2 separate regions of the Homo sapiens genome follow, and region 2 is linked to region 1. The links are chromatin loops, found by intact Hi-C in ENCODE. Cell type or tissue: PC-3. All regions are shown on one strand. Each heading gives the region's core, and the rest is flanking DNA. Links, peaks and the distances in the headings are about the cores only.

Region 1 (16,645 bases), core at 6,175-11,174:
ATCATCAGAGTGAACAGGCAACCTACTGAATGGGAGAATATTTTTGCAAACTACCCATCTGACAAAGGTCTAACATCCAGAATCTACAAGGAAATTAAACAAATTTACAAGAAAAGAAGAAACAATCCCATCAAAAAGTGGACAAAGTATATGACCAGACACTTCTCAAAAGAAGACATTTATGTGGCCAACAAACATATGAAAAAAAGCTCAACCTCACTGATCATTAGAGAAATGCAAATCAAAACCACAATAAGATACCATCTCATGCCAGTCAAAATGGTGTTTATTAAAAAGCCAAGAACCAACAGATGCTGGCGAGGCTGTGAAGAAATAGGAATTCTTTTACACTGTTGGTCGGAATGTAAATTAGTTCAACCATTGTAGAAGGCAATGTGGTGATTCCTCAAGGATCTAGAACAAGAAATACCATTTGACCCAACAATCCCATTAATGGGTATATACCCAAAGGACTATAAATTATTCTACTGTAAAGACACATGCACAGGTATGTTTACTGCAGCACTATTTGCAATAACAAAGACATGGAACCAACCCAAATGCCCATCCGTGATAGACTGGATAAAGCAAATGTGGTACATATACACCATGGAATACTATGTAGCCATAAAAATGAATGAGATCATGTCCTTTGCAGGGACATGGATGAAGCTAGAAGCCATCATCCTCAGCAAACTAACACAGGAACAGAAAACCAAACAGTGAATGCTCTCACTCATAAGTGGAAGTTGAACAATGAGAACACATTGACACAGGGAGGGGAACAACACACACTGGGACCAGTCGGGGGTAGAGTGTGAGGAGAGGGAGAGCATTAGGACAAATAGCTAATGCATGCGGGCCTTAAAACCTAGATGACAGGTTGATAGGTGCAGCAAACCACAATGGCACACATATACCTATGTAATAAACCTGTACATTCTGTACTTGTATCCCGGAACTTAAAGTAAAATAAAAGAAAATTGTAAAACCTAGATACATGTATAATAAACTACACAGTTGCACATACCAAAAAAAAAAAGCTAGATCATCAAAGAGCCATAGGTCTCAATTTACACCTTAACCTGCATTACTGAGCCCCTATAGCTGAGTTTTCTAGTCTGCCAGAACTTCTTACAAGTCCTGGGAACAGGGAATTCAAGCTAATTTACATGGTTGACCGAATACCGAGCCCATCTCTCAATTCTTCTCACAACATAATAGCAAAGTGATTGATACAGAACAGTAGTAGAGTATGAGATGTTTAATAAATGAATGAATAAATAAATAAATAAATAAATGCATATTTGAATTATATACATTAGGTGAATAAATGAATAACAAGTAATAAATAATAAATTTAAAAGGACGGATGATTTCTGATGACAGACAAGTAATATATTTAATATCTAATTTTGTTAGATCTGCAAGTTCATTTTCAGCAATGGAAAAGAATAAATGAAATCCACTTGTTGATAATGTTACAATTTGTGTGTCAACAAGGCCTCTCTCACCAGTCAGCACACGGTACTTACTTTATGCATTATATTTTCTGAAAACTTATCTTCCCATGAAATACAAGGTTGCATTCCAGCAGCTGTCTGGCCATGCACATAGACAACTGCCTGCTCTGGCTCTGCCCACTCATAAGAGGGGATAGACCAATGGCTGGGATGGTGGGAAATGCAAAGAAGGAGAGGTAACTGAAGAACTATTTTGGAAGGGTTTGTGAAAGAGCTCATGCTATAAGGTGGAAATCCACTGGATTTCATCAAAGGGCCATGGCTCACCATACCCATCTGGGCTTTGCATGCTGTGTGGGGGCAGAACAAATGATCATCCTTGTGCTCAATTTCCAGGGCTCTGCTGTTAAGCAGAAGAAATGTTTATTTGAAATTCGTCAATACATTGTGCTTCTCTTTGTCTTCTTTTTATTTTAAATTCCAGTAAAATGAATTATAATATCTTTTATTTTAAATGACATGCATAATACAATCTTGAATTTGTAAAATTCTAGATGTAAAATTCTAGATCCTGGATAAGTAGCAAGAACAGTGGAAATGCCCTGACTGTGTAGAGCTTATGGTCTTGTGGGTGGTGGAAAGATTCCTGGATAAGTAGCAAGAACAGTGGAAATCCACTGTGGTCAGGTAGAAAATAGTGTTATCATCACAGCAAAAAGTGGGAAGCCTGAAGACGCCATAGGAATTGGGCCCAGGAATGGGAGAAAATCATACTAGAGATGGAACAAAGGAAGAAATGATTGTACTATTCTAAGTCAATGTTTAGTTCAAAAGGTGCTGTGAAGACCAGCAGCAGCACAGGTAGAATGAAAGAGCAAAAATTATTTCTTGTCTGTGGACTGGAGTGGAGCGGTTATATATTTGAAGAATTAGGACTAAGCAGCTAGGACAGGAAAGGGATCTTTAGAGGGGGTTTGAGGCATTCAGTTGGCCTGTTGCAACTCTGTAAGGACTGCCTCCACAGCCAGGATTCTTGGTGGCCACCAGGAATAGAATTCTGAGAAAAACATGCCATGGCTGTGTAGAGCTTATGGTCTTGTGGGTGGTAGAAAGATTCCTGGATAAGTAGGAAGAATCTGGGTTGTGGTCCCAGCTTTCCTACTGGGCTGCCCTGGGCACATTCACCATGCCCATCTGGGCTTTGCATGCTGTGCAGGGGCAGAACGAATGATCATCCTTGTGCTCAATTTCCAGGGCTCTTCTCTTAGGCAGAAGAAATGTTTATTTGAAATTCATCAATACGTTGTGCTTCTCTTTGTCTTCTTTTTATTTTAAATTCCAGTAAAATGAATTATAATACCTTTTATTTTAAATGGCATGAATAATACAATCTCGAATTTGTAAAATTCTAGATGTAAAATTCTAGATCCACCCATTTATGCAGGCTTCCATCTAACAATATATATTGAAAGAGGTATGACAGGGGCAGTGTTCCCTAAATTTTGTTCAGTTAGAAAATTCTGAGTCACTTAAATTTTAATGGAGGGGCTATGTTATTTCTACAAATATAATAAAGACTATTATTTGCATAAAATGGAATAAATTGTTAAGAATCTAGGTCAGAGAAAGAGTGTGTAACTGTGGCAGTGGGGTCTTGGGAAGGGGTCTGTGTATGTGTCACTGTTCTTAGGTTCCTGGGGTTGTCTTCTCTTCAGGTACCAGACGTGCTCCAACAATGGGCTGGTGGCAGGATTCCAGAGCCGCTACTTCGAGTCAGTGCTGGATCGGGAGTGGCAGTTTTACTGTTGTCGCTACAGCAAGAGGTGCCCATATTCCTGCTGGTGAGTCTGGCAGCCGACCAAACCCTCATGACTCCTGGGGTGGGAGAGGCACCTAGGAAGTGCTCTAGCTTCAGGTAAGCTTGAGGGTCACACACAAGCCTGGAAGGCAGCGCTGGCATATAGACAAGAATGAATGAATGACTTAGGAGGATGTTCCCGCCAAGAGGGATCTTTCAGGTTATCCAACCCCCCACATCCTTCTTTTGGCAGAAAAGGAAACAGAACCATAGAGCCGGCACTGACTGGCCCAAAGTCACCCACCTACTCTGTGGGAATGCCAAGTCTTAAGCTTAGGCCTAATGACTCCCATCCCAGTGCTGTTCTCCTTCTCCCCAACTTCTGGTAACTTCTCATCATATCCAAGGCTGCAGGGCCTATTTGGGAACCTAGTTTCCTGTAGTCTTTCTCTGGGAGAAACCAATCCTCTCATGGGTCAGAGTCTAGTACATAGTTATAGACAGAAAAAATAAAATATTAAAAAATTAAAAAATTAAAAAAAAAGATTGTGCTGTTTTCTGGATCCATTTGGAATTCCAGCCTCTGATGTTTTGTTTCTTTCCCTATCCCTGGGCTCATGCCGAATATCTCCTGACCTAGCCTTCCAATTGACTAGGAGAATGTGTATATTGTCATTTGCCCTGATGACTTACACTGGGTGTTGATAACACAACCGGCCCAGGTTTTTTTAATCTGAAAATGAGCCAGGCATTTCTGCCTTGGGCAAGGGGATCCAGAAGTGTCAACATGTGAAGGTTGGCTCCCTCAAGTGATTGATCTCTCTACAGTTTGATGCTTGCAAGGACAGCTTCACAGGTCATGCTTATTCTCTGCAATCAGACAGCTTACTCCACAGATGCCCAGTGGCACACAGTATCTCTAGGGATACAAAGCCCCAAAAGCTTAACGTTTTTCTTTTTAAAGTAAGGACCGATAGTAAATTCAGAGCTCAAAGTCACCTGTCACTGTATGATGGAGCAGAAACCTCCTCTAGTTCTTCAAAATCGCTTCCATAAAGCAGCTTTTACTCCTCTACAGTGGGTGAACAGGCCTGGCAAAGGATTACGATGCCACTGGGATAGGTCCTGAACCAAAGACCTAAAGATCTCTTGCAGTGGAGGAGGTAGAAGGAGCACCAGTTTGGGCAAAAAGAAACTTGAGTTTCAGTCTCTGTGTTGGCCTTTCCTCACTTCCCTCCCTTCTTTCCCCTTTCCCCTTCTCCCCTCCCTCTCATAACTCTGCAGGCTCAAGCACATCACCTAAAATGATGACCACCTTTTTTGAGTCTCCAAGATCTTTAAGACTCTGATGAAAACTATAGACCTTGTCTTCAGGGGGGAAAATGCACTTAGCATGTTAATACAATAGTTTGCAGAGAATTTCGGGAGTCCTTAAACTCCCTGAAGGCCATTCATGAACACACTGCCAAGAACCCCTGGATCATAAGTTGAAATTCCAAGGACTAGAAGATCTTTCAGGTTGTGTTGAACCCTAAAAATGTCTTAATTCCAAAGACACTTTTGGAAAAGATGATCCAGATGCCAGAACTGTTTTGAGAGGATGAAGGAAGTTCCAAAGACGAGTGCGCCCTAATGAAAGGGGAGAGTAGGTAGGAGCTTGGCCTCCACAAATCTCTCATTCCTGGTCTATTAACAGAATGGCACTTCCCACAAGGAAACCAGCCTCCCTTTGTTGCAAAGCATTAAAAGCCAGTTAAAATGTATGTAAATTACCTGAAAGAGCAAGCAAAACCTAATACTCAGTCAGTGAATTTATTTACTACATTAGTATAACTTTCCCTGAATCAGACTCCAAAGGAACACATCAGGGCTGGGGTATGCTGGGTGGCCAGGAGGAGTGGGTTCAGGAGCAGGGGAAAGAGTGAGGAGGTGAGGAGGTAGCCCTGCACGGGCTGCAGTGGGGAGGAAGGGGAACATGGACAGCCTAGGGGCAGCTGGAGGCCTGGATGTTGGTGGCTCTGTCTCTCTGCCCTTCGTAGATGCCTCTGTCACAGCACTTTATGCATTTTACCACCTGTGTACAGTTGCTCCTCTCTACCTGGACTTCCAGTGTCTGGAGGATATGGGGCCACTCACTGATCTTTGTATTTTCAATGCCCAGTATAGTGCTTGGAACATAGTGTCTTCTTAACAACTGTTGAACAAATATCCACATTAATAATTGTGGAGGGTGTATATAATGTGAAGTGGCCCAGAAAATATAATTCTCTTACATAAAATTTTTTGTTCTCTCCCCCATCCCTCCACTTCTGCCCAGAATATAAGCTCTACACAAGCAGAGATCTTTGTGCTGACATATGCCAAGCCCTATAAATAATGACAGGCACATAACATTTGTTTGGATGAAGGAATGACTTCAGGCTACTTTTTGTTATGAGCATTAAATAAGATAATATATTTCTGGCCTTGCCACTGTCTATGATCACACAGAGCTGACCTGTCTTGAAACAGAGTCCCCTTCACCCTCCCAGATGCAGGAGAGACCCAGCCTCCTCACCAACTAACAGGACATTCAAAGGCAAACTCTGCCCAGGAACAACCTAGCAGGTGTCAGGTCATTGCAGGAAGCAGAACTTGAGAGCGGGGTTGGTTATGCAGAGGAACAAGACATGTGACCAGTTGGACAGTCTGTTGTTAGATGTACTAACTCATTCTTCCCCAGGCAGAGAGGAGTAAGCTGAGGCAGCAACATTCCTCATCACAGCAAGGCTCGAGGTCTCTGCAGAGATGAGTGGGAGAGCCTGCTGTGTCTGTGGCCATGCCATCATGGTTGGCTGGCCCCTGCCCAAACAGAACAACAACAGATAGTGGGCTTGGGCCTCAAGGCTTTGGGTGACCAGGCAGGCAAGGAGCTAAGGCTCACTGGTTTTAGAAAATTTGTCAAGGCCGGGCATGGTGGCTCACACTTGTAATCCCAGCACTTTGGGAGGCCGAAGTGGGCAGATCACAAGGTCAGGAGATCGAGACCATGCTGGCTAACATGATGAAACCCCGTTCTCTACTAAAAATACAAAAAAAAAAAAAAATTAGCCAGGCTTGGTGGCAGGCACCTGTAGTCCCTGCTACTCAGGAGGCTGAGGCAGGAGAATGGCATGAACCCAGGAGGTGGAGCTCGCAGTGAGCCGAGATCACGCCACTGCACTCCAGCCTGGGCGACAGAGCAAGACTCTGACTCAAAAAAAAAGAAGAAGAAGAAAAAAAAAAGCAAAGTTGTCAAACAGAAGAAATAGGGGGTGGATGAAGGTAAGTGTGAGAGAAAGGGATAAACATCTAAATTTTCCTGGAATTCCCATATTCCGTGGATCTGTGGGATCTGTGTTAACACTCTGAGCATTGCTTCTTGAAGCTTATCCTGTCTGTTTATTTGAATGCTGAGACCTGAAAAAGACAGGTCTTTGTGTTTCCAGTTCCACCGTTGTTTTAATGATGCCCCAGATTTCCAGTGGTCACCTGGAGACTGGTTCCAGGATACTTCTGCTTCCCCAAGAATGCTAGGTATCGTTCCTCTCACATACTTTAGAAAGGCTTCTCAAGCTCCCTTAGATGCAATTCACCAGCTAAGATGCTAAAAATGTAATGATCATATAGACATATATGTAGGAACAAAGTCTCAATGTTAAAGATTGATAGATAAAGATGAGCAATTTTGAGTTGCCAGAGATATTCATGTCTCTGCTCACAAAGTTTACCCAAAGCCTTGATCTGCAATGACTTTGCCACTCTGAACCCACCCCAACCCCCATACCCTTTACCCTTCCTTACCCCATCCTACCATCCAGACATGTTGCTGTTGGTCTGTGGAGCCAAAAGGTGGGGAAAGTACAGAGAATTAATCCAAAAGGCATGACAAGTCAACTTTGAAACAAGTCCCACTAAGGTGTGGTTCCACCTGCTGGTTCTATTTCTGAAGGCATGGTGTTAGAGCTGAGAGCTATCACGGTCACCAAATAAAATGGTATTTTTTCAAAGAAAACATTGGAGAAGCAGCAGAACAAGATTCAAGTGTGCACCATGGTACACAGTGTATGACTCACTATCCCGCTGGTGTGTCTAGACATTTTAGTGGCATCTTTAAATTGCCTGAGTCATGATGTTGTATTATATGTCTTTCTAAATGCCTCCAGGGCATAAATTAGGTCTTATTTTTTCAACATCTCCAGGATATTACCCAGCACAAAATAGACTCTTAATAAATGTGTCAGATGAATAACTGAATGTTGCAAGCCCCTAGGAACAGTAACAATGGTGAAACCTGACATTGATGTGATGATGTTTTATAGTTGACAAAGACTTCTTTCATGTACATTATTTTATTTGATCCTTTTAACAGCCTTACAGAGTGAAGTGAGAACTCTTTTTCCTGCACCTTCCCACAGTGAAATGCTGATAACCCTCTTATCTGAAACCTTCCCTTACATGACTTTAATTAGCTTGAATTACCTCCCAGGGAACTGGACCCATGTGGGTGGGAACGACATTTTTCCCCTTCCCTCTTTGAAAGGCATTCTTCAGCACGCAGCCTGACACCGTATGAACTAGCTAAGTGAATATCTAGCGCCTGCGTTTGTGAGCACTTAGGGATTCAGAAATATCATCACTCTGGGCTGGAAAAAACAAATCATCCAACCAACTCCCAAATGAGTATGAGATTTATTTGTTTGGTGGGAACCAAGGTGCTGCTCTCGTTTCAGCTTGTGCGGTTTCTCTTTGGATATTACAGCCTCACTGGACTCTGGCAAGAAAGCAAATTCCTGAGAGATGTGGACATGCCATTAGGAAATGGTCTCCACTGGATTGGATGAATAGTGAATTTTATAGATATTTATTTAGATATGAAAATTCTAATTCTTAGTCTAGTGGTCTGCAAACCACAAACACATGTCACTGAAGTTGCCACAACCCTTTAGACATTGTTTGTCATAATCTCTCTTCTCCAAACAGCTCAGCAGCTGCAGGCTGCACACCAGACTGTCTACTGTCCAGGCGGAGACTCTGTGTCCCAGGATCTGATGGTTGTGAATCATTTTCTTTTCCAAATGGCTCTTCTCCAGACCCATGGCCTTTCATTAGGTTCATTGGATAATATCTTTTGACTGTAAAATAATGCATCCATTTAGGTAACCTTTACTTTTCTCTTCAACCCTGATATTCTGTCTCTCAGACTTTGCATTCTCCACTGCCTACTTCCCCACTCTCTGTGTGCAAGTCATAAGCCAGAGAGTGCTTTTTTTAAATTCCTGTATAGCTCTAGTTAACATCAGTTGATTAGAACATTCTTATCTCTCCCACCCCAAAGCACCCAGTCAAAGCTAATCTTTAATTCTTAGCCTCTTTGTTCAGATGTTAATACAAGATAGGGAGTGTTTGCATGTTCACTCCTGTAATGCTGTTTTAGGGACATGAACAATCTCACAGGCCTCTGCATTGCTGTGCCTGTCATATGCCACCTGTGCCCAGACAGCCTCCTGCAATTCAGCTCCCAGAGGCCTGGTAAGAAGAGCAGCTTCCATTAGGTATATCTCCTAATGTTAGTTAACAGGTGCAGCACACCAACCTGGCGCATGTATACATATGTAACAAACTGCACATTGTGCACATGTACCCTAGAACTTAAAGTAAAATAAAAAAATAAAAATGAAGAGCAGCTTCCATACTGGTCCTCTGCGCAAGCTGGAAGCTATTACTATAGAGATGGACATACTTAAGTTTTGAGGAAATTGGACTAGATGTCTCAATTTAAAGGAACTTATATTGGGTTTAGATGCTCTGCGCCCTACTAAAACCATTGCCTTCCATTGCATGATGTACATAGCACTCATTGTGCAGACAGCAGCCTCTCTGAACTTGAGCAAAATCTATCATCCCTTTCATCTGCTGGAATGGTTTCCATAATTATTGTGCCATATTTAAAATGTAGACATGTACAATTGGCACTCCATATCTGGGGTTCCCTATCCAAGAATTCAACCAACTTTGAATCAAAAATATTCAGAAAAAAACAATAAAAATAAAAATAACAATACAACAATAAAAAATGATACAAATACAAAACCATATAGTATAATAACTACTCACATAGCATTTGCATTATCTTAGGTATTATACGTAATCTAGAGGTGATTTAAAGTAAACAGGAGGATATTCATAGGTTATGTGCAAATGCTACACCATTTTAGATCAAGGACTTGAGTTTCTGAAAATTTTGGTATCCATGGGGGTCCTGGAATCAATCCCCTGCAGATGCCACTGATGACTGTTGTATTAGTCCATTCTCACACTGCTAATAAAGACATACCCGAGACTGGGTAACTTAACAAAGGAAACAGTTTAATTGACTCACAGTTCCACAGGGCTGGGGAGGCCTCAGGAAACTTACAACCATGGCAGAAGGAGAAGCAAACATGTCCTTCACATGATGGCAGGAAAAAATGCCAAGCAAAAGGGGGAAAAGCCCCTTATAAAACCATCAGATCTCGTGAGAACTCACTCACGATCATGAGAACAGCATGAGAGTGACCGTCCTCTTGATTAAATTACTTCCCACTGGGTCTCTTCCATGACATGTGGGGATTATGGAAACCACAATTCAAGGTGACATTTGGTTGGGGACACAGAGCCAAACCATATCGACTGTATTTGGTGCCTGCATTATAGGTGATACCTCTCTCCTTATGTTCAAACTTCAAAAGCAGAAATATCATAGATGTGTCTGGCTAAGTATTGGTTAACCCAAGGCCAGCTACTTAGAACAAAGTAAACCTCTCAGTTACAAACCAAATCTGATGCTTTATTCTATCTAGTCTGCTTCCCTCTACTATAATAGATTCTAGAGGCAATCATTCTTACTTCTATTTATTAATTCACTTAAGCAGTCAATGAATGTGAATGGATATGAAATAATAACAATTCATAGGCTTTGGGTGAGACCCTACTAATGATAATGATGATAATAATAATATTTATTTATTGACACTTACCACGTGTTCCTGTGTTACTGCATTTAATCCTCACACACAAAAATTATGATACTATCATACAGATGAGGGAACTGAGCTATAGAAGTTGTGGCTCCCTTCAAAGTTCCAAACTTGACTCAACCAGTCTATCTGCCTCCAAATCCCATGCTCTTTGCATAGTACTGAGCTGTCTCTAGATGAGGAATAAGACTTCTACAGGTGAAATATTACATAATAGCACAGTAGGCATCTGGTAGAAAACAGAGAATAAAACTATTTTAATTGGAGGGGAGCTGTTGAAGGTCAAGTAGCCCCCACTGACATGCAGGCCCAGGGTGACCACCACATAATGTGGCTAATGAAAATCAACACGAGTCAAAGTGAATGTGCTTACTGACTAGCCCTGGGCTTGGACAGTGAGTTAGAAACTCAGTTCCAAGAGAGCAATTTGGAAAGTGTTCAGGGACTTTCCTCTACTCATTTAAGCTACAGATATCCCTGGAACTGTTATTCCCTCGTGTTGTGATACATGTCTGAAATGTTTGAAATGTAAAGTCCCAAAATGCCATAAAAGGACAGACATGGACATTTGTTTTTATTTCACACACCTCAGAGCCCCTGGGTTCAGATTTTCTGTGCAGAGAAGGGCACTTGGGTGACTACCAGAGGTCCCGCTTGGCCAATCCCCAGCTCTTGTGGGAAGAAGCCTGGGGATTGTTCTCTGTGGCTGTTTTCCTTTACACATAACTCCATTTGGGGTTTATTTTTTCTGTCTTTACAAAACTAATTCAAAGGGGGTCTGATGTAGCTCCTAATAAAGACAAACTAAATTAATCTGAAATATGTTCATTCCTTATAGCTTACTTGGAAAAGCATTATGCAAGAGGATTGATCATGAACAGACTGGCTTTATTTAACAAACTTCTCAATGATTTGACTGTCAGAAAGGGACATCTTTTTAGCTGAATATATAAAACGTAAGCCAACCTCAACACACCAAATCCGCAAATGTTGAGTTTCTCCTCCAAACCCACCTCTGAACCAGATCATAAAAGCATATTTGATTCCATGCACCAGTGATCCCTCAAAGAGCTCACTATATTGGCCATCATGATGTTATACAGTATTCTATTATCTTGCTAAATATATAGTGCTGATGTATTAGTCCATTTTCATGTTGCTGATAAAGACATACCCGAGACTGGGCAATTTACAAAAGAAAGAGGTTTAATGGAGAACTCACAGTTCCATGGCTGAGGAAGCCTCACAATCATGGTGGAAGGCAAGGAGGAGCAAGCCACATCTTATGTGGATGGCAGCAGGCAGAAAGAGAGCTTGTGCAGGGAAACTCTCATTTTTAAAACCATCAGCTCTCATGTGACTTATTCACTAGTATGAGAACAACACAGGAAAGACCTGCCCAAAGGTTCAATTACCTCCCACTGGATCCCTCTCACAACATCTGAGAATTCAAAATGAGATTTGGGTGAGACACAGCCAAACTGTATCAGCTGACATGTCACAGGACATTTGAATGGGATATTTAAAGTAATGTGCTAATTGAGTGGTAGAGAAATAGAAGAAAAACAGAATTCAATATTGAATGACCAACAGAAGCTTCTCTAAAATGTTGTTTGAGCATAAGCTGGGCTATAAAAGATCATTTGGAAGACATTCTAATTTTATTCTTATTTTTTAAAAAGCTGAAGTATGGCTTCCTCAGGTACCCGTTCTGATCTGTTCATATGTAAATGCTGGGGTTTTTTTCCAGTTTTTATGGTAGGGAGTCTGTGGTGTGTGCTTTTCTGGTGTCCCCACAAAGTGGGCCAAGGTTGGGGATATGATGTTTCCTGACCATGAGATGAAGCTGTATCTGTTCATGTGCACATCAATTGGAGGGAAAGTCCTGAAAGAGGAGCTTCCAGGTGACACCGACTAATCCAGTTGCCCTAATTTCCCCAAGTGAAACAGCTGTAACAAACACATCTCAGTGCTATGAAGTTTGACTTTCATAGAAGAAAAGTGTCTAGCTCCGAATAAGGTCTCGTAGAGGTGGGTTTTCACAAAACCTTACGCTGAGTCACTTTATGTCAAGGAATAGATTGAAAATCTTTACTTTAACTATTAAAAACCTAATAAGTTCTCAACCCAACCTCTGACAATGAATAAAATTGGCCACTGTATATAACTAGATTGTATCTCTATTTCCCTTTCTAAAATGGATGTGAGAGCGTATACCTGGACTCAGCTCTGCAATATGTCTGTTCTTGTGGCAACGGAGCCGAGACATCTATCAGCAGCAGCTCAGTCTATGATATTGTATCATAGCAAACATTCATTGAGTCCAGTTGGATCTGTTAATAATTTTAGAGCTTCAAGAATCTTAGATGAGAAAAATCCTATATCAATCTTAAAATTGTCTTCAGTTCGAACTGATTTCCCTCAGCTCATAAGTAAAATATTATTAATTTTTTTACCATCAGCTTCAGCTGACACAAGAGTTGTGCAAGTGGCTTTATGTTATCAAGTTTTTTCTTAGCTTTGGAACAACTCTCTGTCTTTCATCTTGACAGCAGAAAAAGTGCTGTGAAGTGAGAAACTGTACCACAAGAGTCATTCATCTGAAAGTGCGCATGCACACACACACACACACCCCACACACACACCAGTAGTTTTGCTTTTTTTGTTGTTGTTGTTGTTTGAGACGGAGTCTCGCTCTGTCGCCCGGGCTGGAGTGCAGTGGCGCGATCTCAGCTCACTGCAAGCTCCGCCTCCCGGGTTCACGCCATTCTCCTGCACAGCAGTAGTTTTTATTAAAAATTAAGTAATAGCTAAAATTGAATAAATCTATTCAAACACTTTACTTTAGGGGAAAGGAGAAAATAAGGCTTCCCATAGAAATGTTTGAAAAGTAGACTCATTTCAATAAAGGCATCTTCCTGACCTGCGCTCTTCTTCATCTTGCCAAGCTGAAGGTTTGTTTGATTGTTTTAATTGGTCTAGGAATGTATGGCAATGCTCAGTATGAAGTGTGTTTTTCCAAAAAACTGCTTAAAGTGACCTAGTAATTCACAAGGAATTCACAAGGAAGCTGCAACCACACCGAACTCTTCCCCGACCTACACTCGCAAAGCCCAGTGTCACAGCTTAGGAAACCCTGATCATTCTGCTTCCTTGTAGCCTCTTTTAATTTCCTGAAAAGTCCCTATGCCCTGTCTCAGTGTCTAGTTCTGAACGTTTAAATTCTTTTTTCTCTCTAAGGAGCTATTACTGGGCTTTCACTTATTAGGACACTTTGTGCGCGTGTGTGTGTGTGCGCGTGCACATGCAGTGTCATCAAGCGCTAAATGCAGCCACATATATCTGGTTTGAAAATACAGAACACAGCATCCTGGGCCACATTGACTCAATAGTTCTTCCTATGGATGGTGTTTGGGAGGTTCACTTTCTACCAGTGATTTGGGTCATTTCTCCCTTGGTATTTTTATTTCATAAAGTAGGAGAGATTTCCATCGATATCCAACCTCCTTCCCTCTCCTCCTTTACCCAGGTTTCTCTAGGACAGTCTAAACTCAATCCCATGGTGTTATAACAAAAACAAGACAAAATAACAACAACCAAAAGTCACACAAAACAAAACCTGTCTGGGACCAAGAAGAAAAAGTACCAATGGTCATGCACCTCACCTTCTCTAGGACATTCTAGAAATTCACTGGACATCAGTACCTCATGGAGAGGCTTCTCGGACAAACTGTCCAGTTAGACAGGGGGCTTATGTCTGGTCACTACCAAAAATGAAGCAACAGAGAATCCTAATTAAAGAAAGCATGAAATAACATTTTCCTTCTTTGAAGCTTAAAACTTCTTGATGTTTTTAAAGGTAAGCTTTTCTTTCCCACTTTATTCCGTGATATTTATCCAAGTATCTGAAGACAGATCAGAGTGGTCAGTAAAAACTTAAAAAATAAAAATCTAGCTTCATAATTTCCAAATACTTTTGGCAATTGGATTTAGCTTAATGCAGTGTTGCTGTATGTAGATTCTGCCTTAGCAAAAAAAAGAAAAAACACACAACTTGGTAATTAATTTTTACACATTGTATCCAGAGATGCTTCAAAAGTTTTAGAAAATATTTTTTGTTCCCTGAAGTAAGGAAAACACACACCCCCTCCCACCCCCATGCAACCTCTTATTCTAATTTGCATTATTGATGTTCTCAACAAACCTCTCTTTCCTTGGGTTAACTTTAATACAGTCCTTGTTAGAATTCTCATGGATCATAAATCAGTGGGATCCAAGTAAGGCCCTATTAGTTCTACTTATAAGACATTTACCATGCTGGGCGCAGTGGCTCATACATGTAATCCCGGCACTTTGGGAGGCTGAGGCGGGTGGATCACTTAAGGTCAGGAGTTCCAGACCAGCCTGGCCAACATGGTGAAACCCCGTCCCTATTAAAAATACAAAAATTAGCTGGGTGTGGTGGCACACACCTGTAATCCCAGCTACCTGGGACACTGAGGCAGGAGAATCACTTGAACCCAGGAGGCGGAAGTTGCAGTGAGCCGAGATTGCACCAGTGTGCAACAGCCTGGGTGACAGAGTGAGACTTGGTCTCAAAAAAAAAAAAAAAAAGACATTTACCTGAAAGGTAAAGTCCTGCTTCTGGATCTCTTTAGAAGCACAAAATAAGTTTCTGGATTTGCAGGACCTTATTTCCCTTCATGAACTCGTTAAGCAAAAACACAGGTACCTCACTTTGGGTTGGACTTGGCATCCTGATAGAGCATAATTACGTCTTAGGAAAAGTCAAATCAGAGAACAAGGGTTAGTGAATAATGGGTAAAAGGAATGATTATGAACCAAGAGAATGAGCTAACCATTGATCTTTCTCCATCTGTGCACTGAGATCCTCCTAGGAGCCCTTACAGTTTATAAATCAATCTTTTCATGATTTAATGACAATCTTGGAGAAAGATCACCATCAGTCTGCAGAGGAGAAGATCTTTCTAGCATTAATAAACAGTGATCTGGTAAACCCAAATCAGATGAAATTATTGACACTCACAAACTAGTTGTTTTCCAAGCGTCCCTGGGGTGTGGATAAAGACTTTGGAGGAGCTATTTCATGGTAAAAGGACTGTTTTGGTCCTGAAGGTTCCAGTGGCAAAGCCCTTATGAGAACTGGGGGATTCTAGACTTTATTCCAGGATGGACTACCATGGACCTACTCATATGAAGGCTCAGGATTTACTCAATATTGGAAGAGAAGGAAAGGAAAGGAGGAAGAGGAAGAAGAAACAAAATAGTTCTTAGTGATTCAACACCTACCATGTACTAGTATAGCACACTCATCACTCATTTTTATTAGTTCCAATGACAAACCTATAAGGTAGACTTTATTCTTCTACAGATCAGAAAACAGATTCATTGACTTTCCCCAGGCCATATATTTATTCAGCTAATATTTATTATGTATGTGTTTTAGGTGCTGGATGAACAATGGTGGACAAGGCAAAAACTCTACCTTTGGGGAGCTTACATTTTAATTAAATAATTTTTGAACACTTTGTTGACTATAACTCACAATAAGAAACATTAAACTATCGCAATATGTACATCTTATAAACAAACACACATATATATTTGAAACAAAATGTTTACATACATAGACTCGTCCTTACTGCATGTGATGCATGCTTTTATATTTTCTTTTCTATTTTATGTCTCTTTTAAAGCCAATTAAATTGATTTTGTTATCAACTAATGAATCATAATCTAAAATTTGAAAACATTGTCTTAGTTGACTTGAATAGAATAGGAATAGTATTGATATTAATCAATATCAAGAATTCCAAAGTTATTTTGATAATTCCAAAGCCTGGGGAGGTATCTTCATCTTTTTCAGTGCACAGTTTAATGGCCTAGAAAAGGAAGATGAGAAGTGGGAGGAGAGCTGTCTGTTTCTTCACAGCCTGGAGTTGTTTGGTGGATGTCATTTAACTTCAGTCTGGATTTGCCAGGATGCTCAAACTCCATCTCTTCTTCATAGTGTGTCTTCTGTTTGCTCCCAGCAATAATAATGTGTTTCATTTTCCTCTAACCTTTGTTCTTCCTGCATAGGCTAACAACAGAATATCCAGGTCACTATGGTGAGGAAATGGACATGATTTCCTACAATTATGATTACTATATCCGAGGAGCAACAACCACTTTCTCTGCAGTGGAAAGGTGAGAAAGACAGCCCCTTCCCAATGGGCTAGGGTTAAAGGAGTTGGGACTAACTCCCTGCAAGGATTTTACCTGCAGGAATTTATAAACACACACACACACACACACCCACACACACACACACACGTAGAATACAA
Region 2 (16,645 bases), core at 5,270-10,269, 200 kb before region 1:
CAGAGACGGAATTTGGAGGTGGAAGGCTCAGCTCCTCAATGCCTTCTATCCCTGTAATTATCCCTCTGAGTAATTGCTTTGTGCCCTTTGGAGGTGGAAAACAATAACCAAATTGCTGCAAGCTATTTGTGAAAATGATGGTGGGATTTTTTAAAGGTTCATTTTTAACTTTTATGTTTTGAAAAGAGCACATGTAATAAGATCATCTAAAACTGGGGTCCATGTTAAACTGAAATTAAAATCTATCAAACCGGATCATAGTTTTTTCAGAATCATGTCAAAAATCTTCCTGTCTCTCTTCTTTTGAGAGCCCCCAGGATTTACAGTGCTGTTGGCAACTGCCCCAGCAGTGGGTGCTGAGGGAGGGGCTGGGATCAGGAGTGTCAGGGCAGGCTCCTTCCAGGGTTGCCTCCTGGGCCACCAGCATTCCAGGCAAGGCCTCCTTTCAACACCAGGGGCAATTTGATATGATGTTTGAAAAACAATATAATAAAATGAGCAAATGAACAGCACTTCTCTTTTATAAGACTTGCAAGGTGACTTTGCCTTTTTGCCCATAAACTCGATTTGCCCATAAACTTGAATGCAGTTTTGATGAGTTTGTTTGATTAATTAATGAGGCATATTAATGAAGCCAGATTCGTGCATTTGATTCCTATATGGACCACTTAGCTTTTTCCCTCCCCCCATGTTGACTGATTGCACTTTTAAATCTTGCCAATCTAGGGTCTTGATCACAGGCTGGCCAGTTGCCAGGCTCCTGGAAGGTACTTGCTGTTCCCTCTCTCTCACTGGTAAAGTAACACAGTGGGGCTGGGGCTCCCTCTGAATATGAAGAGTGCGTATCTTCAGAAGCAGTTTCAATGGTACTCTAAATCCCTGTGAAGTAGACTGAAATTGTCATCCTAGCTGAAAGGTAGGAAGTGTGTGATGTTCTATGCCTATACCCCCATCAGTAATTGCACACATAACCTTGAGATTGCATGGATTGCACAGACTGCCTTTATTTTTTATGGAACCCTGCTGCTTGTCGGAGGGAGTCTTGGGGTAGGGAGGCATCGGACTTTAAGAGCACAGACACTGTTTGGCAATGAAGTGTCTTGGTTTGAATTTTGGCCCCACCTCTTCGTTAGCTATGAAAACTTGAGCATCTCTTAACTCATTTAAGACCTCATATTCTTCATCTAGAAGACGGGCACAGGCCAGGCGTGGTGGCTCACACCTGTAATCCCAGCACTTTGGGAGGCCGAGGTGGGTGGATCACCTGAGGTCAGGAGTTTGAGACCAGCCTGGCCAACATTTTGAAACTTCGTCTCTACTAAAATACAAAAATTAGCCGGGCATGGTGGCGGGTGCCTGTAATACCAGCTACTCGGGAGGCTGAGGCACAAGAATCGCTTGAACCCAGGAGGCAGAAGTTGCGGTGAACCGAGATCACACTACTGCACTCCAGCCTGGGAGACAGAGTGAGACTCTGTCTAAAAAAAAGAAGATGGGCATAATAAATATTCAGCCTCATGAGGCTGTTTTAAGGATAAAACAAGATAATCCATGTAAAAGCACTTAGTATAGTGCCTTTAAATAATAAATCCTCAAAAAATGTTAGCAGTGATTAATATGCTAATTTCCATCTTGTGGAAGGAAAATAAGGATGTAGTAGATGAAATAATTTATAAAATCATCTTTTGGTGCTAGGTCTGGATTGATAAAATATTAAAATACATTCCATATAAAGGTTAACTTTCTGCAGTTGAGAGGCAGTTGAGATAATTGGTTAAATATCATATTTAATGTATGAGGAACAAACAGAAAAGAAAAGTCAGATGTGTTAAATTTTCATTTTTATTTTAAATTTTTTGGCAAGAACCTTCACACCAACCGGTCTTCAGAGTTTTCTTTGGCAACAGAGCAAATCCAAAGAGTCTTTGGTTTGTAAAGCTCCATTGACCAATGAGAGGCTCATGGTGAGTTACTTATTCTGAACCAAAGATTTCCCATTGTACAAAAGGGATAAGAAATCTTAGTTCACTGGGTTCTCATGAGGCTTGAGTAGGATAATTCATATAAAAGGACTTCCTGATCCACAAAATGCTTCAGAAAGTAAAGTATATTATGATTATTCATATCTTAGATGGTTGAAGAGTTAAGGGACAAAGAAGCTCCTTAATTCCTTGAAAACAGTGCAAGGAGATAATGCTGAAGGCCAGTATAGACCCAGCTCTCCTCTTTTAGGTCTGTGTTATTGATCAACCACTGGACAGATGGCATTGTATTAAGTGGGCTTGCTCTGAATCTTACTGATGGCACTTTTTCTATTTTGCTCTTTGCCCTCGCTGGCCACATAAGACAGAACTACTCAACTTTTGTCATCCCTTTGGACATCTTGGTCTTTTTTTAGGAAAAAAGCCTTTCTCCTTAAGGAACTGAAATGCATTTATTGATATGGAAATTATGTGTCTTGTTGGAAAAAAGTCTATTCTCAGAGAATGTCTCACAAAGAAAACACTGAATCAGATGGTACTATTCCTGCAGATTCATTCATGAAAAACAGCTGCCCCTCTAATAGGCAGTGAGGATGAGGGTCCTCAGGGTATTCATTCGTGGTTGTAGGGAAGCTAATGTCACTTAACTTAAGCTGGAAGGTATTTTATGTACACAGTTAACATGTTTCTTGGTTGTTTTTTGTTTTTTTTTTTGAGATGGAGTCTCGCTCTGCCGCCCAGGCTAGAGTGCAGTGGCACAATCTTGGCTCACTGCAACCTCTACCTCCCAGGTTCAAGCAATTCTCTTGCCTCAGCATCCCAGGTAACTAGGATTACAGGCATACACCACCACGCCTGGATAATTTTTATATTTTTAATAGAGATGGAGTTTCACCATGTTGGCCAAGCTAGTCTCAAACTCTTGACCAAGTGATCCACCTGCCTTGGCCTCCCAACCTTTCTTGTTTTGAAAATGAGAAAACTGAGGCCTGGAGCATGTTAAATCTCCCACCAGAAAAAAATATCCAGTTTTATGTCTTGCCATATTTCAGGTTTTATTTCATGTTTAGCCATACAACATTGTTTTCCTTTTAGTCTTTGTAGTGTTCTTTGCACATTTTTATGTCTGATCCTTTGCACATGTTATCCCCATGTCTTAAACAGTCTATCTCCCCTACCATTCATGTGACTGCATCCTGCTCTATACTGATTAATATTAATAGTACTTCAAATTTTTCCATCTCTCTATGTCTCATTCACCAGATTGTAAGTCTAAAGGGAAGGACCATTTTACCATTGTATATTATTGTATTCCTTATTCCCTGTCAAGCACCTGGCTCATTTTACATGTTCAATAAGTATTTATAGAATGGAAAAATAAATAAAACTATGCCACTATTTTTATCTTTAAGATTTTAATTTCCTAGTGACATTTTTATAGTCTGCAAGGGCCTAAGATCCTTAAGCCCTTGGTGTCAAGATAAAACAATGAGGATTCCCTATTTCAATCTAAGCGAAGACCCAGTCATAAGCAAAACTGCTTTTCTTGTTCAGCTAAGTAACACCTCAAAGATATAATAAAAAATGGAAGAGATTATGGAAAATGTTGGATTCCTATGGGGAGCTGGTTGCTTATGAGAAGACTTGTCTTTGGGAATAGCTCTAGCTACACGAAGGAAATTGAAACCCTCACAGTGGAATAGCTTACTGGTAAAAGTGACTCTCTATGTGTGGACTAATTATCAGTTGAGGAAGATGAACTGAAGAAGAAAATTCTTACCTTGAGGGTTTTGGGCATAGGGCTGGGCATTGGTTCAGTTCACCTTGGAAGCCTCCTTTTTATTTGAGGGCACAGCGCTAGGTAGCAGGCAGCCACGTATAATTGTTTTTAATACTTCTGTTCCCCTGACTTGAGTTGGAATGCTCCCAAGGGCAAGGACTTGTCTCAGTCATCTCTGGACCCTTCAGAACTTGCACAGAGCCTGGCATAGAACAAGCTGTCAATAAATGCTTTTGAATGAATTATTGAATAAATGGGAGGTAGACACACCAAATAGTTCAGATGTTTTGGTGTTTGCATGTCCATATGTATACTCTGATGACTCAACGCTATAGACAGAATGGCCGGCTACTTGCAAATGGCAGCCTGGGCAGTGAGTCCTTTGTCTAGCATTCAACAGTGGGGAGGCAATCCAGAGTGTCTAGTAAGGTGCTCTAATAAGGCCTGAGCCCCAATGTTGCTTATTAACTGTGTGACCTAAGGCAAGTTGTCTAGCAAACTTGGCCCCTAGTATCTCCATCATTTGGAAGAGCCTATAATATTATTTACATCTTTGAGTGGTTGTAAGAAATAACTGAATTTACACATGTAAAATGCTTAGCACTGTACTGGTGCATAATAAGAACACAAGAAATGTTGGTGCAAAAGTAATTACTGTTTTGGACCATGAATTTTAAATCATTATAATGAGGCTCAAGCACATCTTTATTAATCAAAATAGGAACCATTACAATCAACACATTTTTGCCTACAAGAAATAAGTTTGTTTATTCCTGTAGCCTAAAAATTCATGCCTCCAGATTCGGCAAACTCTTGGAAAGCATTTTCTGTATCCTGCTGGTTGTGGAAGTGTTTTTGCTGCAAAAAGTTGTCAAGATGCTTGAAGAAGTGGTAGTTGGTTGGCGAGAGGTCAGATGAATATGGCAGGTGAGGCAAAACTGCATAGCCCAATTTGTACAACTTTTGAAGCATTGGTTGTGTGACATGTGGTCAGACATTGTTGAGAGAAGAATTGGCCCTTTTCTGTTGAGCAATGCCGGCTGCAGGCATTGCAGTTTTTGATGCATCTTATCGATTTGCTGAGCATACTTCTCAGATGTAATGGTTTTGCTGGGATTCAGAAAGCTGTAGCGGATCAGACTGGCAGCAGCCCACCAAACAGTGACCGTGACTTTTTTTTGGTGCAAGTTTGGCTTTGGGAAGTGCTTTGGAACTTCCTCTCGATCCAACCACTGAGCTGGTTGTCACCAGTTGTCATATAAAATTCACTTTTCATCACACATCACAATCTGATTGAGAAATGATTCATTGTTGTTACATAGAATAAGAGAAGACGACCCTTCAAAACGACGATTTTTTAATTTTCACTCAGCTCATGAGTCACCCACTTATCAAGCTTTTTCACCTTTCCGATTTGCTTCAAATGCCAAATGACTATAGAATGGTCGGCGTTGTGTTCTTCAGCAACTTCTCCTGTAGTTTTAAGAGGATCAGCTTCGATAAATACTCTCAGCTGGTCATTGTCAACTTTTGATGGCTGGCCACTCTGCTTCGTATCCTCAAGGCTCTCCTCTCCTTTGCAAAACTTCTCGAATACCACTCCACTGTACATTCGTTAGCAATTCCTGGGCCAAATGCGTCGTTGGTTTTGCGAATTGTTTCCGCTGCTTTACACTAATTTTGAACTCAAATAAGAAAATCACTTGAATTTGTTTTTGGTCTAACATCATTTCCATAGTCTAAAATAAATATAAAATAAACAGCAAGTAGTATGTCATTAGCAAAAACTAATAACAATAAAATAAAATAAAATAAAGTGAGAAATGTGCATTAAAATGATGTATAATACAACCACATTTATTTAAGAATGTATTCCAGTATCAAATGGCAAATTCCAACAATGCAAAAACCACAATTATGTTTGCACCAACCTAATAGCAGCAAATGTTAACAACATCCAACATTTTTTGAGCACTACTATATCTGTGTGTTTATGTATGTAAGTATGGATGTATATGTATGTATGTATGCATGTGTGTGTTCTCATATCCTCAAAGCAGGCCTGAGAGAAAAGTATTACTAATATTCATGTTTATAGATGAATAAAGTAACACAGAAATGTTCAATTACCTGTCCAAGTTCATATAAACTGTAAGCGACAGAGCAAATATCTGAACCTCTGAGTTTACCATTGTGATCTCTTTGTTTTCTATTGCTTCTTTGCTAGTATTACTGTTTTAAAAAGGAGTGGAAAGTCTATGGTCAGAAGTACTAATTGCATTAGGTTCTGTATAAGGCAGTTTAGTAACCTAGCCATATTGCCACACAAAACTTTTCCCACTCTAGTGTGACTTTTAGCACCTATCTTTATATAATCTAGATAGCTTAGAAGTTCTCTGTTTAATTATTACAGCTATTTCAGCAAGCCACTGAATTGAAAGGGAATAAAGCCACTAAAAGATATAAAGCTGTCTTTGGCTCAGATTTACCTCACTGGTTACAATCTCAGCATGACCATAGGTGATGTTATGCTGCTATGTTTATGGTGCTCACTTTGCGTAAATTTTATCAAAACATACTTCTCTTAGTGGAAACCAATCTGTATGCAGGAATACCTTTTGAGTTAGGAAAAGTTTGCATTAATGAAATATTGAGAAAGAGAAAGGAAAAAAGAAATGGTTGGGGAAGTTGTATTTCACTGAGGGAAAACACATGTTTATTTTTAACACACCCAATATTAGCATTGGTTAGTGCTGTGGAATCCATCTATTTCTGTTTCTTCTGAAAGTGACCTCCCATTGGAGTCAGTCACTTTATCCCTAGACATAAGGATTCTCACTTAGTCAAATGGAAACAAGAATTATCAGCAGAGAACATTTACCATGTGTGTGAAGTGGGTAAACAGCTGGTCAGTCTCCAACTAGGGCTTTTGTTTCCCTTTTAGAGCTGAAACCACAGGAAGAGGCCAATATGGACTTCTCTACTACTTTATTTCCCCTGAGCCTGGTCAGCTTCTTCCAAGGAGATTACTGGGAGGAAGCTTCTAGGATTTCTGGGTATGTGAAGTTGGGGATTGAGTGGGGAGGGAGGAAAGGAAGAAAGGGCAGAGAAGTTCAAAATGTGACAGTGCGAGTACCTTTGAGGGTAGCTATTCTTAACACAAGTGTCCACATCAGGCAGTATAGATTCAAGGACCATGGCTGGGCAGAAACTGTGGGCTTGGTGAAGGATGCACAGGAGGAGTGTGAGGCTAATACTAACCACAGTATTGATCAGATTGAACTTAAATCATTTTGCTAGTTATACATCAACACATCTGCCAGATGCAGCCTCACAGCCCCTGCAAGCGGGGTCCTTATGCATCAAAGCTCTTAACAGAGATATAGATGAATACTTCCTCTAAGACAACTCTGAGAAAACTGTGGCAAGGGAAGGAGGCAATCGCAGAGAAAATGCTAAATATCTTTCTTTAGGCAGCCAGCAGGAACTCTGGAGCTCTTGATCTGTCCAATGAAAGCTCTAATGTGGCACTTCTGCCCAGAGGCCTCAGCACACGTGGGTCATCATAGCCTTGAGAATAGATGTGACTGTGCCATAGGAGAATAAAAAAAGCTAAATTCAAAAGAATGTCATCAAACCAGTTTGATGAATAATGTTTGCCTATTGCTTGTATGCTTTTGAAAGAAGCATAAAATCAAAGGCCAAATTGTTAGGACAGTACACAAAGCAGGTAGCTGGTTAGCGTGGCTTTCACGTAATTCCAAAGCTAAGCTCCTATGTAAAAAGAACAAGTAGGCTGTTGAAAAGACTTTCGCAATTTATTCAGAAAGGATCTCATGTTCTAAGGCAACGACCACATTTTCCTTGTTAGAGGTGAGCAAATACCCAAGTTCATGGCCATGAGATCAAATGTAATTAATAAAATGTTAACCCACTTCTGACATTAAATCCCCAGATATTGAGTGTGAGAAGGAAGTAAAAAAGCCACTTCACTGAGAGGCTGTGGCTTATAAAACCAAGAAGAAAAACCACCAGCATTTTTGCTTTTTGCTTTAAATTTCTATAACAATGAATAGTCTATAATTTTTATGGAAGCTGACAGTTTTGAGTATCACAAAGTTAAAAAGAACGAGTATTAGTATTCTCATTTGTAGGTGAAAAAACTGGGACTCAGGCTCAAATTCTCAGAATGAGTGCTACATCTCCTTTTATCCCCTCATATCAAGGCACATCCTATCATGTTATGATTGCTTCAAACTCTGCTTAATATGGGAAGAAGCAGACAGGATCTGCCTAAATTACATCCAGGCTGTCTCCTGGTAGGCTCCCAGATCGTTTGCTGTTATCCTAAAAAGGAGAGGCACAGGTAGTCATAATTCTGGTTTGATGACATGCAGAGGATTGATGATTATACAATAACTAAGAAATGAGCAACGACTGGCACTGTGTTAAGAACTTTCTGTGCATTACCTTCATAATAATCCATGAAATTGGCATTATCATAATACTTTTTACAGATGAGGGCACTGAGGCACAGATGTGAAGTAACTTGCTCAAGGTTAGACGGTAAGTTCAAACCCATCCAGGTCCATACTGGTGGGCCTTAATAGTTAATACTTTGTCATTAACTTTGTTGTCAATGCCATTCCTATGCATTTGAATGCATTTAGAGGAGCAATTCATATAGTAGATAGTAGCACAGACTCAGAACCAGGAGGCCTGGGTTCTAGTCCCAATTCTGCTACTGATTAGTATGGTATCCAGATCTCATGTTCCTTATCTGAAAAAATAAACCTTTATGCTACATAGTTTCTATACGTTCCTGAAAATCTAATGGGGTATATTCGATTAAAGTTTCTGCCTAGTTACTCAAGGGTCTTCATTTTCTAACTAAGGTTTGAAAATATTCTCCTGGCTTCTGTAATTCTGCAAGGCTGTTTTAGTTGCTTTTGAAAAACTAAATTTCTAAGAACTATTTTATTGAGTGCTTGAGCCTTTCAGAGCTCCTAAAAAGGTTCGTAACTCATCTTCTCACATTGCTGCTTGTGTTGACCTTGGCATCCACTGTCCACAAACTCCTCAAGGCCATCCTGAAAGGTGAGTGGGAGGTGGCAGATCATTGTAGCAGGCACTGAGAGAGCCACCACCAAACACCTTCCCTTTGGTTGCTTTCAGCAGCTTAAAAATCACTTTCACAGACTGTAGGGATTCATTTATTCCTCACAACACACTTTGAGGTAGGCGCTAGCATTCTCATTTTATAGATAAAGAAATTAAAGCCCAGACAACCATCTATCTTGTCTAAGCTCCAAACATTTATAAATAAAGACCTGAGTTCTAGCCTACATCTCCTGCCTCTAAAGCTAAATATATTTCCATTGCTTCTTTTAAGGAAGGCTGCATAGGAATTGGCAGGGCCCTATAGTGGCAGGTTTGACTGCTCCACTCTTTATCATCCATGTGTTTTGGGTAAGCCAACTAATTTCTATGCCTCTCTTCTGTGAAATAGATTAATAGTACTTGCCTTGAAAAATTATGGCAAGGCTCAATGACACATCCAGAATTACCTAGCTGAGTGTACCTAGCACAAAATAGATGCTCAAAGTCATCATTATTTTCACTTCTCTATGTTTGAAAAACTACATTTTCTTTTACTTCTAAGGAGTTTGCAGTTTTGTTGTTGTAATCTACTTACTACACAAATGAAGAATCTTAAAGATCTCCTATAGAAATAATTTTCTTGTCAGTAAACAGTAAAGAAGAGGATAAATTAGAAAAGTGAAAAATTTGTCAGTCGATACATCAGAATAATCTGGAGCCACAGAGTTAAGGCTTTCTTGCTATTTTTATGCCTCTTTATTCTTTTAGCTTCTAAATCTCATTTCCATTTGTTAAACTCAGATTTAAAAAGTTAACTCACAAATGATATGATGTAGTTGTCAGGCTGTTCCCTTAGGCATGATGCTCAGAAAACCAAACTCGAATGGAAACTCAAGCAATGTAAAATCTCTATTTAGCATACACAACTGTGTCCATGGTGAAACATTCTCCACTTACACTGTAATAATAAAAAGACTGGTACCCTAAAAGAATAAATAAGTCTCCAAGCTAGAATTTTCAATTTTTCATATTTTTATTCATGTGCATTTATTTTAAAACAGAAAATTTTATTTTGACCACCATCATCATTTTTCTGTTCCAGACATTGGATTCCCTGCTGGTTTCCCCACCTGATTATTGAAATTGATTTCTGGAGTTCAGGAAAAAGCAAGTCATCATATATCAACCTATTATGTGTGTTAGGCTGTTTGCATTATCACATTTAATCCATTTGACGCTGTGAAGGAGCAGGTAGTGTTATCTGACTCAAGTCTGTCCTTCAATTAATCTCACCACCTCCAGGATTCCTTTATGCTCTTTGTCAAGAACTCTGGTAGAGCAAAGAAAATGGGGATAGTTTGTCACGTTCAAAAATCGTATTGACCAAGACTATCCTCTCTCTCTCTCTCTTTTTTTTGAGACAGAGTCTCACTCTGTCACCAGGCTGGAGTGCAGTGGTGTAATCTCAGCTCACTGCAACCTCCGCCTCCTGGGTTCAAGTGATTCTCCTGCCTCAGCCTTCCGAGTAGCTGGGACTACAGGTGCATGCCACCATGCCCAGCTAATTTTTGTATTTTTAGTAGAATCAGGGTTTCACCATGTTGGCCAGGATGGTCTCGATCTCCTGACCTCGTGATCTGCCCGCCTTGGCCTCCCAAAGTGCTGGGACTACAGGCATGAGCCACTGTGCCTGGCTGATAATCCTCTTTTAAGAAGAAGGGGTATATATTTACCTAGGGAATTCCCTAGAGGAGAAGAGGCAGAAAGGCATAAAAGGAGTATAGTAAACTGAAATCAAGACATCTAAATCTAAGACCTGGCTCCATTACTGTACCCCTTTGGAACTTTGGGTAAATTCTTAATTCTTTCTGGGTCTCAATTTTCTCTTTTAATAAAACAAAGATTTGGAGTAATAAAACTCTAAATTCCTTTCCAGCCCTAGGACCTTATGGTCTACAGTGAGACTTCTTATATGATTCTAGTTAGGGTAAAACAATTCAGGATTAATAATAGTTATGTTAAGTACCCTAGGTTTTTAAGAGCTCAGTTTTGATTATGTATAATAATGAGTTTGACAAAAAAAAAAAGTTGAGTAAAGATGGATGGCTGAAACCCTCATTTAGCCTCTCTCTAGGCAGGGGAATGAATAGTTTGCAAGGGAAAGTTTATTTTCTGGCATTGTGCCAGAAGAAAACAGGATAGGCCTAATAATAGTCTAAAAGATGCAAGCACTTTGAGATTCTTGCTTCCATACCATAGTCAGATTCTCAGGGTCTCAGTAGACATAGCCTTGGAGTTGGGCAGGGAGTCTTAAAGCAGCGATCATCACCTAGGTTTAAGCTGAGATTCTTACTTTACAACGTGCCTTCTGCCCAATGACTAATGAATGACACAGACAGTTATGGGTACTGGGAGGTGGGAATAATCACTTAAGGGTGGCAGTGTTGGAGAAAAGTATAAGGAGGTGACTGGGAGACTGGACCTTCTTTGAAGGTTGGGTATGATCTAGAGAAATAGAGAATAGTTGGGGTCTAAGAGCACAGAAAGAGATGGAATATATAGTATAGCTGAGGAAAAATAAATGGGGCAGCTTAACACAAGCAACTCTGACATAGAAGTCTTCTGAATCAAAAGCAGAATTTTGAGGCACTCAAGAAAGAGGGGTATTAACTATATCGGTTATAAACTTTTTAAAAAAGTGATTTTACAGAGACTAATCTGGAGCGGGTAGTTTTGATATCTTCATAAGGATGACCTTGCCTTGACTCATTCTTTTAAACATTTTTTTTTATTTTTTATTTTTTTGAGACAGAGTCTCGCTCTTTCGCCCAGGCTGGACTGCAGTGGCGCTATCTCGGCTCACTGCAAGCTCCGCCTCCCGGGTTCACGCCATTCTCCTGCCTCAGCCTCCTGAGTAGCTGGGACTACAGGCGCCTGCTACCACGCCTGGCTAATTTTTTTTGCATTTTTAGTAGAGACGGGGTTTCACCGTGTTAGCCAGGATGGTCTCGATCTCCTGACCTCGTGATCCGCCCGCCTCAGCCTCCCAAAGTGCTGGGATTACAGGCGTGAGCCACCGCGTCCGGCCGCCTTGACTCATTCTTTAGCATTATTGTCCTTATAGAAAGTAATGCTATTAAAAATTTCATGTGTACATTGAGTCTTGAATTTCTTTTGGCACCTGCTGTCTCCATTGATTCAACGCAAGGAAGCTGTGTTCTCTTCCTTGAGCTTTATGAGTTTAAAGTACAGCCCATCCTATTGAGTGAGTTCTATGGGGCCATTGTCAAATCTAAAAGTGCTTTACAATGCTCCTGAGTAGATGGCATCCCACTGGGGTCATATCGTTCACTAATTGAAGGTAACGTTCTTGGATGATAGCAAAAACCGTATATAGCTCTAATAGCTGCTCTACAGATAAGCCCAAGTGCTATACCAAGCCAACCCCAATCTGTTTATATAAACCAACTATAAAATAATTTGCATGCAAAATATTATTTTACAAACTCCAATATCACAGGAGTAAACTATCTATTGAAAAGGCTGTAAATATTTGCATAAATGTTGCATAAACATGATGGGCTTTAGTTTGGAGTCTTTGTTAACATAAACATTTTTAGAATTATCTTAACCTAATTTATTTTAGCTCTAGACCAATTAATATTTATTCATAACCTATGTCTTTGGTAACTTGCCTAACTAAAAAGAGCCTCTGACATTTCTTTCCCCTGGTATAATTAAAAATTAAAATTTGTCATCGGTAACTTATAGAAAACTTTTTTCACGCTTATTTTTATCTTTTATAAATTAGTATCTTGGAGCTCAAAATTGCTCTTTGGAGTAAAAACTCTCTGTCTAGTTATTTAAAGAATCTATAAAATCCTTCCTTCCTTCCTTCCTCTTCCTTCCCTTCTTCCTTCCTTCCTTCCTTCCTTCTAGCAACTACAACATCATTTAGCATGTATATACATTTTAGTAAGCAAAGCATGGGGAATCAGAGGCAAATTATCCCCAAATCTCTGCCTTCTAGGAATACAAAGCCTAAGAGAACTAGATCTAAATAAAAACTGTAGGCTACATGTAGATTGAGTTGTCCTGCTTATTGAGATTAAAATGAGATTTATTTCAACCCTAACCTGTAAGCTGTAGTAGCCTTGAATCCCTCCCAATCTTTCCAAAAGTACTTTTGAGAGGGAGGATGGAGGGAGGGAATAAGTGGTGATTGGTATGATATTTACATGCCCCTTAACATTTCTTGCTGCATATGCTGTTCCTCAAATGCTGTTTCTGCACCATATTGTCCAAGATGTGAAACACAGTCTCTTTACCCCTGAGAACTTCACTCACACAAGACATTTGCTTGTGTGGTAGACTTTGCTGAAAGCTTGAGATGATGGAGGGGTTTCACACAGCCCATTATTTGCCCCCTCCCTTGATACACATCCTTTTCTACATTGTCCACGTCTCCACCCTATTAACACAGAAGAGAGAAGCTGAAGAGGATTTTGGAAAGTAAGGGATGAGACAAAGCATGAAAGATGACCAGGTGCTACCCAAGTTGTGGGACACTTTGCTGAAGAGAGGGATCCCTGTCCTCGTGTGATAGGCAGAACCTTCATCTTTCTTCTTCGTGCTCTCCTGTCCATGGACTCTTCGGTGTCTGCTTAGCATGAGCCACCAACTCCCATCTCACATTTCAGTGGCACTGAAGAATTGCAGAAACTTTGAAATTTTCTTTCTCTTCTTTCGCTTCTCTGGCATAAAGGAAAGTAAGCACTATACAGATTAATTGATATTGAATTAGGCCATTTCTTTTAGAAGAAAAGAGTGACTGTTTTAAATGTTATTTCTTCTCCCTTTACAATTGCAACACATTTCTATCTAGTCCCATCCTACAGCCAAGTGTTAATATGTTCTCATTCAGTGGATGATGGATTCTTTACTTTTCATCTTAAAATTAAATAGCTATGTTCTATACCAGAGAAGTGTTCACTGGCTACTAGATAATTCACTCCCAAATGAAAAATAAATGACATTAAATACATAATTCTGTCACTACTAGAGCACTGTATTATTTTGTTGTCATAGTCAATAGATACTTGTTCACCTTTTGGCAGCAGTGAAGGTAATTTTAAACTATAGAAAGGAAAAAGTTCCAGTTATACAGGAATTAATATTCTAAAAGAAATGTGTTTTCTGAATTTAATCTTTTAGATCAAAATGATAGAATTGTAAAGTCAAAAGGAGAAAAATTGAGGATTGGCTGGTTTGTATTATCATCAGTTCTCAAATGTTTATAAGGGCCATCTAAGAGTGAAACGACAATGGAAACACGTAAGTCATTTCCTAATCTTATTTTAACCTTCAGGTTCAAACTTTTTATAGAATAGATGAAATGATAGGTACTTCATTGATAATCTTTTCACATAATCCTGTTTATCCCATAAGTGGAAATACTTCTCAAGAGTGAAATAGCCAAATGGAGGAAAAGGTCTTGGATAGTAGCACATTTTAATGTCTTGTTTAAAATTGTCATTCCAAATTATGATAGTTTGTTTCCAAAGATGGCCACCATCAGTGTCTTGTTTCCCTGCACATATGCACAATTGCCAAATCAAGAGGTGAAGTCTAATTTCCCTCCCCTGTTATCTGGACATCTGGACTGATCTTCAGTTTTTGTTTGACCAATACAATCAAGCAGAAATGATATTACAGCACTCCCAAGCCTAGGTCATAAGAAACCTTGCACCTTTCCCCTGGGCCACATGGAACATTCCTCTTGGGATGCTCTTGAAACACTTCAGTCATACTGTGAGAAATTCAAGTCACATCCAAAGACCACATATAGAAGCTTCAGGAGACAGTCTCAGCAGAACTTCCAATCAATAACTGGCCATATGGTATAGCTATCTTGACCATAAAACTCATTTGGGCCTTCAAATGGTTCCAACCCCAGCCACCATCTGTTAGCACCTACTTGGGAGACTCTGAGCAAGAACGACTCAGCTCAACCCAGTTAACCTAACAGAACTTTAAGAGATAATAATAAATTGCTCTTTTGAGCCACTAAATTTTAGGATGGCTTATAACAACAATAAATAACTGAAACAGAAATACAAATATTTTGAATAATCTACCTGTTCTTTCTTTTTTCAACTCTTTGGATAGTCTCTTTTAACCAGGTACTATGCTAGGTGCTGGTGATGGATTCAAAGATGAAAGAGATATAAGATGTAAAGCCTGATGTATTTTCACAAGGAACATTTACTTGGTGAGACAGACAAATGAGTAGAAGAATATTATGCCATATGATAAGTAATATAAAAATGCACATGGTTCTTGAGGGATCACGTAGCTTTGGGAAAACTAATTGACTTTTTTTTTTTGGAAGGTTATTAATAAATAAAACTAAAAACTAAGCAGGAGACACAGAGACTCACCTGAGCAGCAGCACGGGGCAAAGATGGCATGTGGAACTTTCTTGGAATTGCAAATATTTCAGTCTGGCTGGGGCATAGAATATGAAGACTAAGTGGAGAGATATAATTGGGAAAGTTGACAAAGAGCTCAAAAATGTCTTTGTATACTGTCAAACGAGTTTGGATTTTATTATTCAATGTTAAAATTCTAGCCATTTTCATCCATTCATCTTTTATTTTACCTTACAATCCTTCAATAACTAAAAAATAATCATACTCCTCCAATGGCTATGTTGAAGGATCTTGAGGACAGGAAGAGAGTCACATTGTCTGATTTATGATTCAGGATGATGGAATCTTCTGACAAGATTTTTATTTTTTAGATCTTAAAATGCATTCTTTTCAGTGAAGCCATCTTTGGAGTTAGTCATTACTCTCACCTTATCTGTCATCTTGACTCCAATATGCTATTCCTCTTCTTTTGGTCTAGACTCTAATTTTAAAGCTATCTTCAAGTTAAGGAAAGGTCATTTTTCCACAGTTCAGTTCTCTGAAAAGCTTACATCTCCCAGTGAAAGTCACAGTCCAGGAGTGAAGCAATCACATGCTAGAACTTTAGGGCCAATTGGGAAGTCTTTACAAACACTTGCCTTGGTCGATCTTACTTATTGCTACAAGCCTGAAAATGCATAGTCCTAAAAAAGGTGGTCTCTCTGTGCACACATGTAATTTTTAAAAAGGAGAGGGCAATACGAAGGGAACTGAGGCTTGATCACCAAAAATCAGCACAATGAAAGCAAATGATAATGAATAATGAGCACTAGAATTCAAATTACCAGATGTTTTAAAGAGATGGAGTGCCAGTTTTCAATTCCATTTTGAGCACCACATTACAAAAGAACTATTTTAAAAATAAAAAAATGATTGAGGGAAAAGAAAAACAAATAAAAGAATACCTAAACTACTGAATGACCTCATTTGCTCATGATAAACTTCAATCACATCTTCTTACTCCATTCCCAGTTCTTTTATAGTATGAGTAGCAGCAATTCTCTGATCTTCAAAGACAAATCTGAGTGAATTCATTGGAACTCCCTGCCTTTGACAGTATGATTCTTTGAGTTTCTTGAGATGTGTTGTCATTTTCACTTTGAAGTGAATCTCGCTGCTATCCTGTCCAATGACTTTGAGTTTAACATATTCTCATTCCTTCTTATCCTCCAAGTCATCAGTTGAAGGTTTTGCCTCCTGATCTTACATAGGTGACAGGGGCTTCACCCAGGGGTCACTGCTATGCAGTGTTTCTAAAGGCATGAGGGAAGGGGCAGGGTGCAGTCAAGAAGCCTCTATGCGGTAGGTGAGAG

What was found. A loop is a pair of places that touch in the nucleus more often than their neighbours do. Peaks named below come from ENCODE experiments on the same cell type or tissue, not always from the same donor. Only the 100,000 strongest peaks of a DNase experiment are listed, where the experiment ranks them.
Region 2: it touches region 1 in a loop (3-fold over the local background); 2 of 110 quality-filtered maps call a loop at or near these places.

The regions. Positions count from the first base shown.
Region 1 is chr1:168,700,880-168,717,524 of GRCh38, reverse strand. DPT (dermatopontin) reads left to right here. Exons shown (of 4, transcript NM_001937.5): 2 at 3,179-3,304; 3 at 16,401-16,508. Among named protein-coding and RNA genes, the nearest start is that of DPT, 20 kb to the left of the region's middle. In PC-3, for the core only: no CTCF peak of the experiment used is centred there; DNase peaks (open chromatin) are centred at 7,414 and 8,124; H3K4me3 peaks cover 469 bases; H3K27ac peaks cover 2,674 bases.
Region 2 is chr1:168,898,032-168,914,676 of GRCh38, reverse strand. LINC00970 (long intergenic non-protein coding RNA 970) reads left to right here. Exons shown (of 5, transcript NR_104091.1): 4 at 6,707-6,818; 5 at 9,965-10,772. It also overlaps the pseudogene SUMO1P2. Among named protein-coding and RNA genes, the nearest start is that of LINC00626, 120 kb to the right of the region's middle. In PC-3, for the core only: no CTCF peak of the experiment used is centred there; a DNase peak (open chromatin) is centred at 7,346; H3K4me3 peaks cover 727 bases; H3K27ac peaks cover 3,102 bases.